2 separate regions of the Homo sapiens genome follow, and region 1 is linked to region 2. A link is a loop called in an ENCODE intact Hi-C map of the cell type or tissue named here. Cell type or tissue: OCI-LY7. All regions are shown on one strand. Each heading gives the region's core, and the rest is flanking DNA. Links, peaks and the distances in the headings are about the cores only.

Evidence for each region. A loop is a pair of places that touch in the nucleus more often than their neighbours do. Peaks named below come from ENCODE experiments on the same cell type or tissue, not always from the same donor. Only the 100,000 strongest peaks of a DNase experiment are listed, where the experiment ranks them.
Region 1: a loop joins it to region 2, with 7 times the contacts of the local background. A loop is called at or near these places in 3 of 110 quality-filtered maps.

The regions. Positions count from the first base shown.
Region 1 is chr1:205,439,052-205,444,413 of GRCh38, forward strand. It overlaps BLACAT1 (BLACAT1 overlapping LEMD1 locus), which reads right to left. Exons shown (of 2, transcript NM_001397426.2): 2 at 1-2,011. The coding sequence starts at 1,975. The coding sequence ends at 1,874. It also overlaps a transcript of LEMD1 not described here. Among named protein-coding and RNA genes, the nearest start is that of MIR135B, 6.7 kb to the right of the region's middle. RefSeq lists enhancers at 768-1,347, 1,348-1,929, 2,331-2,450, 4,171-4,683. In OCI-LY7, for the core only: no CTCF peak of the experiment used is centred there; DNase peaks (open chromatin) are centred at 1,530, 1,870 and 2,160; H3K4me3 peaks cover 1,992 bases; H3K27ac peaks cover 2,162 bases.
Region 2 is chr1:205,515,155-205,520,516 of GRCh38, forward strand. All of the region lies in intron 1 of CDK18 (cyclin dependent kinase 18), which reads left to right. Among named protein-coding and RNA genes, the nearest start is that of CDK18, 13 kb to the left of the region's middle. RefSeq lists enhancers at 254-954, 2,357-3,056. In OCI-LY7, for the core only: a CTCF peak has its summit at 2,601 (motif pointing left); no DNase peak of the experiment used is centred there.

The DNA of each region.
Region 1 (5,362 bases), core at 60-5,059, 76 kb before region 2:
ACTTTTCTAGGATTGCAGCCTCGCAGGTGACCGCTAGGGAAACACATGCCCTCCAGGAGGCTCTCTGGCCTCTGTATCAAGGTAACTTTTTCTGCCCATCTCTTTGCCTCACCCAAGGCCTCTACTATCCAAGAGGACAAAGAACCAGGGAGTTTTTCTTCTGTCCTTTGTGACCCCACTGGCCTTTATTGCTGAATCTTGCTGTTCCCTTGAGGGAAGGACTTCTGTTTATAATTCTTTGGATATAAAAGGAAATAACAGATTGTAGAAGGTGGGGGCTAGGAGGTAGGGGCAAAGGAAGGGGTTGGAGGATGGGAGGAGGAACTCAAGCTGTGCTCAAGCCTCATAAAGACAACCTGAATCCCACCCAATCTGCCCAAAGCCCAGGAAAGGCCCCTGAGTGTGGGCATGAGCTGGGCAGGCAGAGGCTGCCAGCATAGAATGTGCCCTTGCTTCTCCCAGGTTTTGGGCGAACCAGCCGAGGAAGACTTTTGCCCTCCCTAGTTGCCCAGAGAGGCCCACATTCCAAGGAAAGGGGAGCCCTGACTCTCCTATCTTGGGGCCTTGCCCTCTCTACCCAGGTCACCTGTTTACCTGTCAGAAGGGCTATTCTGTCCCTGGGGAGCTAGAGGGGGTCTGACTTTGCTCCTTGGCTGAGCTGCTCCCTGATGAGGGAGAACAGGCTTACAGAATCTGCCTGAAGCATCTCTGCTGCTGGCATTCGTCTCTGCCTGTCTTCTAGCCCCGGAGAACTCCAGGATTAAAGACAAAAGGCTAAGTTATACCAAAATGAAGGGAGAGAGGAAGGAAGGAAGAAGGAAAGAGGGAAGGAAATGCTTTTTTCTTTTGCTTCCTACCTCCTGGAAATGGGCTGGGGGTAAGGGCAGAGGCTGAAGCTGGAAGGTTGGCGGGGGTGGGGGATGAGGGAAAAAGTCGAGGAAGGTCCTAGAGGTCCCCCCACCCTAAGAGTTTCCACTGAAGGCACCACATATGAACGCAGTCCCCTCTATGGCTTCTGAGGAGAGAAGAAAAAGGCAGGGGAGACAGGAGAATCAAGGGAGGGCACGGCTCAGTCCAGGAAAGGGGTCCCTCAGTCTGGCCACGGCAAGACAGTCCCTGAGGAGGGGAGTCAGGGCCTGGGGAACAGGCCTCCCCACATCTGTGATGCTGGCAAGGAGGCACAGGCATCATGAACACGGGTGGGTCAGGGCCGGGGCTGGAGGAAACACTGCTTTCTGGAGAGCAAGAACAGAGGGAGCCACGGAGCCACTGGCCACCTCTGCCTTCCTCCTCACTGGGCTGGCCACCTCAGGCCTGGCCCCACCTGGCCCAGGAGGATGCTGGCAGGGGGCTGGAAAAGGATTCTTGCCCCAGGTCCTGGAATCCCAGGAGAGTCTCACACTTCCGCCCTGGAGGCCTTCTCCAGGGTCAGGGCTGCTGGAAGTTCTCTGCTAGAGCAGCCAGTTTCCCATTTAGCAACAGCTCTCCTAGCCCAAGGCGGCACATGCCTCATGCGGTTACCCTGAGAAGAGTCCCCCGAAGCTCTCAGGGCAGGAAAGAAGTTTCACTCCTTGGCCTCCCTGGGGCTTCTCAGTCTCTGGAAGGCATGCGGCAGGTCCTGGGGTTCCCCCTTGTGTGGCTGGGGCCTCTCTCCAAGGAGGTCTGAGAATTGGAAGCTAATGGGTGTGGGCATGAGGAGGATGAGAGGCACACAGGAGGCTGATGCCCTCGGGTGAGAGTCAGGCTGAGAAGAGCACTGGCTAAATCAAGACTTAAGATACACACACGGCTTCCTGCTCCAAGCCCCAGCCAGAAGCAGGCACCATCAGGCCTGGGACCTGCTGGGGGCTTGATGGAGGGGCCCTGGTTCTGATCACACCGCCGTCTCCCGCTCTCTGTGAACTTCCTCCTTCTTCCTCTTCATTTTGCAGAAGCCGTGGAGACCACAGAAGCAGGCGAAAGTGAACTGGGGCATGCCCTACGCCAGGCTGGGGGAACACTCACCAGAGATCTGCAGGGAAAGGCAGGGGAGGGAGAGGGGGCAGGAGAAAGGCAGGAAGAGAGAAGCAAGCTGGGGTTAATGCTCCCAGAACCCTCTGGGTCTGGCCCAGTCATTGCCACTCCCTGAGGCGGCCCGCTAGGTCTCTCACACCGGCTGGGGGAGGAGTCAAGCCTCTAAACAACAGCTCTTTGAAACCTCAGTGTTTCCTGATCTGTGTGGAGCTGATGTCATTCCTCACATTGGAGACAGGGTGAGTCCAAGGGAGGAAAGAGAATGCCCAGCTGCTGCCTCCTTTTTTCCCCTCCCACCCGCTCTGCCCCACCTCATCACCATATACCTGTGGTTGGGGAACAGGAAGCAAGCTGGCTTAAAATAGCCTCCGGCTTGTGCCACCTTACACCAGGTTCTAGCTGGGGGCTTCCACTCGCTTCTGCAGGTTGCACACACGACAGGCCCTCCTCCATCCAAATGCGGACCCCTTCATCCAGTGTAGCTTTACTTTGACACCTGGGACCGAGTCAGATTCCTCCCTTCCTTAACAACCCCAAGTTGTCTGACACCCTAGGAAAGCCTATAGGGAGCAATTATACCCTTCCTTTGACTGCTCAGGGCAATGCAAATCCCATCCTCACCATGCAGAGAAGAGACAGCAAAGAGGGTTCTTTTAGCCAACAGGCTCTTTTATTTAGCACCTATGCTGGGCAAAGGGTTGAGAGGTAGATACAAAAGGGTAAAGACATGGTTTCTTCCCTGGCACATAAGTCTGAGGTAGAGGCTGAGGCTGGATCTGCCCCAGCTGGACACGCTGTCCCCCACCTCTGGCTGACCCGGCCCTCAGCAGGAGCCAGGGGCCGCTCTGGTATCTGTTGCAGTCTGGCTGGGGAAGAGAGGGAGCTTCAGGAGCTCAGCTTCAGTCTGCAAGAGTATCCCTTTCTCCAAAGGCTCATTTAGGTTTCCCTAGCCTTAACCACCTGCAGATTTTTCCAGTTCACCTCTCTGCCCTTCCTCTGCCCCTGGGCCTATGGAAAGGGAGCAGAAGTGCACTCAAGCCACTCAAGCGGAGAAGCTGAGAACAAAGGAAGGAAAGCGCCCTGCGTGGAGGTCAGGCCGGGGCCTGGTCTGAATCACTCCTCTCTCCAGGAAGAACATGGGGGCAAGCAGGTGAGTGAAGCCCAAGTGCTGCGGGGAAGGAGGGAGGCACAGGGCTATGCGGAAGGGGTTTGGAATAGGGAAGCATGAGGCGCCTCCCTTCTCCAGCCCCTCAAGCAATAGAGATTGCATAGGATGTCCTGGGTTACCCCAGCAAGGCACATGTGCAAAGTGGTTTCACTGCCTTTGAGGAATGTGGCATGGCCCAGATGGTGGCTCTCTGGACAGTTCCACTGGTCTGGACAACCTTGCCCTTTTGGAAAAACTTCCTTCGTGTTTCTCCAGACAGAGCCAAGGCCCACACCAAGCACAGTGCCCGGTGGATCCAAGTCCTGTCAAGATTCTCCCCTCCCTCAGCCTCTCAGCGTCCCGGTAATACAGCTAATAGCTGTAATTAATAGGTGCAATGCATTTCCACTGGCCAGCTGGATGGGCAGGAGGCCCAGCTTGAGTCAGCATGGGTAGGTAGGCTGGTTATTTAATAACCCGATTTCCAGCATCATTTACACACCCACTCTGGTGGAGTATATATAGTTAGCAGAGAGCAACCTCCAGGATATATATAGAGCCAAGACACAACTACTATATTTCTAGATCTATCCCCTGCAGCTATCTCTGGATCCCTCCTGTGACAAACCTAGAGAGAGACGGGGATCCAATCTGGGACTTAGGTGGCCTGGGTTCTATTCCTGGCTCTGATGCTAACATGCTGTGTCATCCTAAGCAAGTGGCTACATCTCTCTGGGCCTTCATTACCTCATTTCAGTGTACCAGGAGATTAGGCAAGATTTAACACTAAGACCCCAAACCTAAGGGGCTGGAATCCTAACTTGATCCGGAAGGAGGGAGGGAGGGCAGGTGGATTCCCGTGTAATCAGTTATTGTCACACGTGCACTTCTCTTGCTGGGGATATAAGTCAAGGGTATGATCAACAAAGCAGTCCCATGATTATTGAAAAATACATGGGGAGAAATTGACAGGCACAACAAGGCTAATCTGGGAAGGAACTCCCAACTAAAACAAGCCAGGCAGGTAGCAGCCCCACAAACAGGTCAAGGTGCAGCTCAGGGTCTCTGGCCCCAGAGTGCATCGATCCCCTTTCCTTTTCACCCCACTTCCTTTTCAATGACTGTTCTTTCTTAAAAACAGCAGAATATACCCCCTTAAATGACCCGTTCCTCCCCAGGGTCCTTTGGGGAATTTAAGAAAATCCTGGCTTTTTTTGCTCAGCTTGTCACTGTAGGGAAGGATGGGGAGTGAGGTCACAGGAACCAGAACCTACACATCAGAGGAAAGGAGAGCTAATGAAGCTGGCCAGGAGCTGGGCTAGGGGCTGTAGCCTGGCTCCCGAGAGGTGTTCGAGGGCTGGCTGCCTCAGTGGGATTCCTGGGTCCTTGTATCTAAGAGTAGAAAGTATCATAAACAGGGCCTGGTTATTCTGCTCAGATCTTTGCTCTAAAGTGCTCTGGTTATCCTTCCTCTTCTCTAACAGGGTCTCTAAAAGGGTCCTCACTGTAAGGTGCACAACTCCATGCCCCGGAGGCTGCCTGGGCTCTGTCTGCAGCATGCAGATTGCCGGGCCAGCCCCTGAAGTGGGGGGACATGGGGCAGAGAATTCCAACCCATTTCCGTATCCCTGCCCGCTGTGAACCCCACTCCTCCCTCAGAGTCCCCAGCAGCAGGTACCTGGGGAGTCCCTCTGCCAGGCTGTGGTCTCTGCTCCTCTCTGCTTTGCTCGAGCAGGAGTCCTGTCGACTCTCTTCCCTGACTTTACCCCTTCACCCTTGGCAGAGGGCTCCAGTACCAGCTGGAGGCTCCCTGAAGTCAGGTCCCCTTGCTGCGTCTATTTGAGGGGGAGGAGTCTGGACTAGCACCTGGGTCCACTCCCCACTCATCAGAGCTCATCATGGGAACTCCCCTCCCATCCTCCCCCTCCTTTTCCATGCCCATAGTCCAGGAGGGACTAAGGAATGGAAAAACAGCCCCCAGAAAAACAGAAGCCCAGAATAGGATGGAGAGGCAGGGTGGACACTGGACAAACCTCCTGCTACCACACAGTTGGCTGCATCTGACTGCAAGCTGTTGGCCCTGGCTTCTTCCCCATCCTCCTCTCTGGCTTTTTCCCAGCTCAGGTCCAAGATGGTTTACGGTCTGGGGGCACAGACGATGCCCTGCCCAGCCAGCTTTGTGGGAGCCAAGCAGAAGAGATG
Region 2 (5,362 bases), core at 315-5,314:
CAGTGTTAGCTTTGAAGGATTTTTTTTTTTTTTTTTTTTTGAGATGGAGTCTCGCTGCAACACCCAGGCTGGAGTGCAGTGGCGCCATTTCGGCTCACCGCAAACTCTGCCTCCTGGGTTCAAGCGATACTCCTGCCTCAGCCTCCCAAGTAGCTGAGATTACAGGCGTGTGCCACCATGCCCAGCTGATTTTTGTATTTTTAGTAGAGACAGGGTTTCACCATATTGGCCAGTCTGGTCTTGAACTCCCGACCTCAGGTGGTCCACCCACCTTGACCTCCCACAGTGCTGGGATTACAGACATGAGCCACCGCGCCTAGCCACTTTGAAAGATTTTAAATGGGCAAGCGACATCATCAGAAAGCAGCTGAGAAAGTTAAGTCTAGGACGCTGATGGCAGTTGGATTGGAGGCCAAGTATTATTCTCAATTAGCAGCAAGGAAACTGAGGCATGGGGTGTTTTTTCAGGTCACAGCTACTAAGTGGGGTTTCTTCCATGACACCAAACTGCAGAGAATTTTGGAGAGCAAGGCTAGACACCGTGTGTTCCTCACTGCAGGACATTTCTGATTGGAGTGAGACTCTAGGAGACAATGGCGTATTTGTCTGGAGCAAGGGCGACCCTGATCCCCACTTTGCCTCCTGAGCAGACATCCAACAGGTTTGCCCAAATTGCTCCCGGAAGGCCTTCCCCGCCTACTTCCTGCATTCCAAACAGAGGCTGTGGGAATCCTCTTGGAGCTCTGGGACTGTCCAGAGCATCTGTTTGTTGGCAGGGTGACTGCAGGCCTGGCTATCCTCATTTCTGGCCACTCTGAAGGTTTCAGGCCTGCAGCCTCTCTCATCCAGGCTGGGGCAGGGCAAGGTTGTGAGGAGGCCCCAAGGCTTCTGCTGCTGACGCCGCCACAGCTCCAGGCAGCTAAGGGGTGACTGGCTTCCCCTGAGGTTTGTCCCAGGCTCCTGGAAACTAAGGCCTCCAGCTGTGCAGAACAGGGTCAGCTGGAGGATGAAGGAAGAGATGGTATCTGCAGGCTCCCAGCAGGCACAGTTCTCCCTGGGAGGAGGGAGTGTCTCTGAGGTCCTAGCTCATGACGTCTGCAAACTTGGTCAGCCATGGCCTCTAGTTCTTTGAAATTCACCCAAGGGCCAAAGTGGCTGAGTGACCGAGGCAGGGGCAGGGACTGGGAGATAGGGTGTCATAGGGATCCTGGCTGGTGGTCAGCCTTCGTGACTGAAGGGAAGACCCTCTGGGCTTCAGAAAGTGGGCAGCCACAAGTTACGTCCCCCAACCCCTGCCCCTGGGCCCACAGAGACCAAGATTGAAAAGAAAAGCAAACAAAACAAAAAGAGGGACTTGGGGATGCATCTAACATGTGCCTGGAACACAGCAGGTGCTCCACATGTGCCTGTAAAGCAGACACATGCCTGCTGTATGCCACCAGCACCAGGCATAGAGACCAACGTGCTCCAGATGAGGGAGACAGGTGAAAAGTCACGCCCCATTGAAGGAGGGGCACCTGGTGGTCCTGGGGGTGGGGTGGAGTGAGTTCCAGGAAGCTCCTGAAGGCCCCAGAGACTTGTACAGCATGCAGGGGCAATGAAGAGGGGCAAAGCCAGAGACGAAGGGGCCCCAGATCTTGAAGGGCCTTTGGGTGCAGGCTGGGGAATCGGGGCTTTGTTCAAGAGGAAGGCAAAGAGGCTTCTTGAAGGGGTTTGCTGAGAGAAGACTCCAGTCCTGGCCCCAGGAGCTTGAGAAGTGAAGCTGACTTTCCCGCCCTCCAGTCTACAGCATCCCAGATTCCTGGGATGCTCTGTCAACCTCCTTCTCCACCTCCATGGTCTCCAGGTCAAGGTCTCTCAGGGGTCCAGCCCCAAGGCAGGTATTAGGTCTGTGGCCTGGCACAGGTTGTCCCAGCAGTCAGTGGGCTGGGAATCTGCCCTGTCTGGACACTGGGGCCCTGGGGCTGGCCTGGCCTGCTCTGTGGAGCTTTCTTTCCTCCTAAGAGAGAAGATGGGGCTTGTCTGCCAGTAGCCGGGGTTCCCTGCCTTGCACGGGCCCCACCCTGCGTGGCCCTGCAGTTGTCTAAGTAGGGGGGACCCTGCCTCCCTGGCCCTTCTCCCCCTCACATCTGCCAAGAGATGATCCTGCTCCCTGTCTCCTGGCCCTCTTCCATCCTGGGATCCAAAAGCACCTTGCAATAAGGAAGTCTGCAGGGATGTTTGATGAAGTTTATATGAGGACTCTTTTTGTCTGGGCAGTAGCTTGAGAGAGGAGAGCCAAGCTTTGCTGGACATCTTCCCTGTGCCAGTGGTGTGTTGTGTTGGCTCACCCAGCATGTTTGCTCAGATACCACTGTACGTTGAAAATGTCACCTGCCCAACATCCAACTCCTGGTCTTCCCACTGAAACCACTACTCCCAGAATGCCTTGTCTCCTCCAGTGACTGTTCTATCTCTCCACTCCGGCTGCTTGGCGAAAACCCTGCTGCAGAGTCATGCTTGACTCTTTTCTCACCCACAACATACAATCCATCTGCAGAGCTCTTTGCCTCCACCTTCAAAATATAGCCCAAATCCAGCCACTTCTCACCATCTCCACTGCCCCCCGCTGGTCCCAGCCACCATCAAGCTCTCTCCCCTGGGCCTCAGCAGCAGCCTCCTGCCCGGGCTCCCTGCTCTCCCCTTGCTCCCCTTGTCTGTTCTCAACACAGCAGCGTGTTAAAGCCTCAGTGTGATCATGTCACTCATCCGTTCAAACCCTCCTTACCCCTCGAGGCCCAACACAGCTGCTCCGCACTCCCATCCAGCATCTTCTCCAGCCACATCATTGTCCTGCAGTGAACCAGACTTACTTCTGCCTCAGGACCTTTGCCCCTGCTGTTCCCTTGTTGACCTGCTTCTCCCAGACCCTGCATGACTGACCCCCTCACCTTACACCTACTCTGGATTTCTCCTGAGATGTCACCTGCTTCTTGGGGAGGCCTTCTTGACCACCCTACTTAAACTTGCAACTGCACTTCCCACACCTTCCCTCTTCCCTGCATGAATTCCCATCATTGCACTTGTCACCATCCATCATACTGTGTATTCATTCTGTCTATTGTCCGCACCCCCCTACCCCTGTTAGAAAGTATTAGGAAAGGAATTAATGTCTGTTTCATTCATCTGTGGATTCTCAGGGTCTACAACAGTGCCTGGCATGCAGCAGGTGTTCAATAATTGTTGAATGAATGAATGGAGCCAGGGGTGAGAGGGGTTTTATCACGTCATTGCGATTCCATAGCCTGCTAGTGGTAGCACCAAAGTTTGAAACTGAGTTTGTTTGGCACGCAGTTCAGAGTAGGAGAAAACAGTCAAGCCTGGGCCACAGGGAAGGGGCAAGGGCGGGGAGGGCTCCAGGTAGGAGAAGAAAGGAGCAATATGGTCACGTTTGTGCACTTGGCAACAACCAGGAAATTGCTGCGTGATTCTGGGCAAGCCATTTCCCCTCTTGGATGTTCAGCATCTTCACTGGGCAAGGGATGGGGATGGAGGCTGTGTGAGCGTCTTCCCCTGCTAACATTCTGGGAGGCCAGCCCTGCTCACTGGGGGCACAGTGGCCTCTGGCAAGTGCTGGCTTTCTTCCCAGCCTGGCTCCTCCTTCCTCCTTCTGTGCCACCCATGGCTCTGGCACCAGCAGGAGGTTCTGGGCCGGCTGCTGTGTCCCTGGGAAGAAGCAACTGGAGCTGGCTGAGCTTTATGACTTACCTGGGCAGGGAGGTGGGAGGGGAGGTTGGCTGGGGTCTGCCTGCCCACCCTGCAGCTCCTCAGTGGGACTCTGCTCCTTCAACTTCCTCCACCCCCCACTGCCGGGCCAGTATCCCTGGACACTCATCGCCCTCTTCCCCTGGCACCAATTGCACGGGGACAGCCCCAGATGGCTCCTTGGTCTGGGGACAAAGGCTGTGCTGTGCCTGGCCCCGGGCTGGCCTCAGGCTGGTCATACTGAGCCCTTCTGTCCCCACTTGGGGGTGAGGGGTAGATAGCACTAAGGTGACAGGCCTTTTTCCTGTCTCCCTTCCCCCTCGACCCCCAAATCTGAGGAGCTGACTCTCCCAAGGGAAAAATGACAGAGGCATCTTGTGTCTTGACCTAGGGAACAACAGACTATTCACTGCCCAGTCTGCCCTGTCACACCCAAGACCCTGCTGGGTTCAATGCCCTGGTTGTCCCCAGCAGAGAGAGACATCCACTCTGCTGTGGTCACCACCCCCACCGCCTGCTCCCCTGTCACCATCAGGAAGTCCACCCTACATCTGACCTCCATCCTTCCATCAGGAAGTCCATCCTACATCTGACCTCCATCCTTCCATCAGGAAATCCATCCTACATCTGACCCCCATCCCTTCTGCTGCTGTGACAGCCACTTCCTCTCAGGCTCCTGTCCTGCGGGTGGAGAACAGCTGGTCCCCATCGCCTGCACTGCTTGGCCCCACATTCCTGCTCCAGTCAGCTGCCTCTGGCCTCACCCTTCCTCCAGCTCCCAGCCCCACTGTCCTCCCCACCCCAGGCACAGGCTGGTGGCTCCTTGCTCCTCACTGAACCTTAGGGAGAGCAGGTGTGACTCAGGGCTGAATCTCTTTTGTCTTGCAGAAATGGGGGGCCTCCTTCCCGGAGGCTTTTAATGAGCTCCCCTCCCCTCACCCTACAAGCAAGAGCAAGGGTGTGAGATTTATGGTTGCTACTTGTAGATTCCTGAGCCGCAAATCCAACATGCCATCCCATAAATCCCAGACTGCAGGACGGTTTTATGGGGAAGCCCTGTTTTTAGAAAGGGGTGTGGCTGGTCTCCCTCCTGGCAGAGCTCAGACCTCAGGGAGCCAAGTGCCTGCCTCTCCCCACCCCCAGAGAACAACCATGACAAAGCACGGGGACATTGGGGACATCAGTTGGTGTGGTGGAGATGCACTGGCTTCCAGGACAGAGAGACTTCCTCTCCTGTGGGGGGCCTCCTGCTTCCCTTCCCTGCTCTGAGGATCCCCCGTCTCAGCACAGGAGGGTGGCCTGGAAGCCTGGGCAGATAATTGTCCCTGACCTGGACCTTAGATGTTTTCCTGGTCACCGCTCCAGGTGTACATCATTGGAGATGTTTTTTCAAATGCATTTTCCCAGGCACCATTCTCAGAACCTCAGTTCCAGAATCTCAGGGTGAGACCTAGGAATCTGAATTTTTTTACAATGCTCCCTGGTGATTCTGATGTTCAGCTATCTTTGAAAATAATTGGCTGAGTGCTGTGGCTCATGCCTGTAATCCCAGCACTTTGGGAGGCCGAGGAGGGGCAGATCACTTGAGGTCAGGAGTTCGAGACCAGCCTGGCCAACA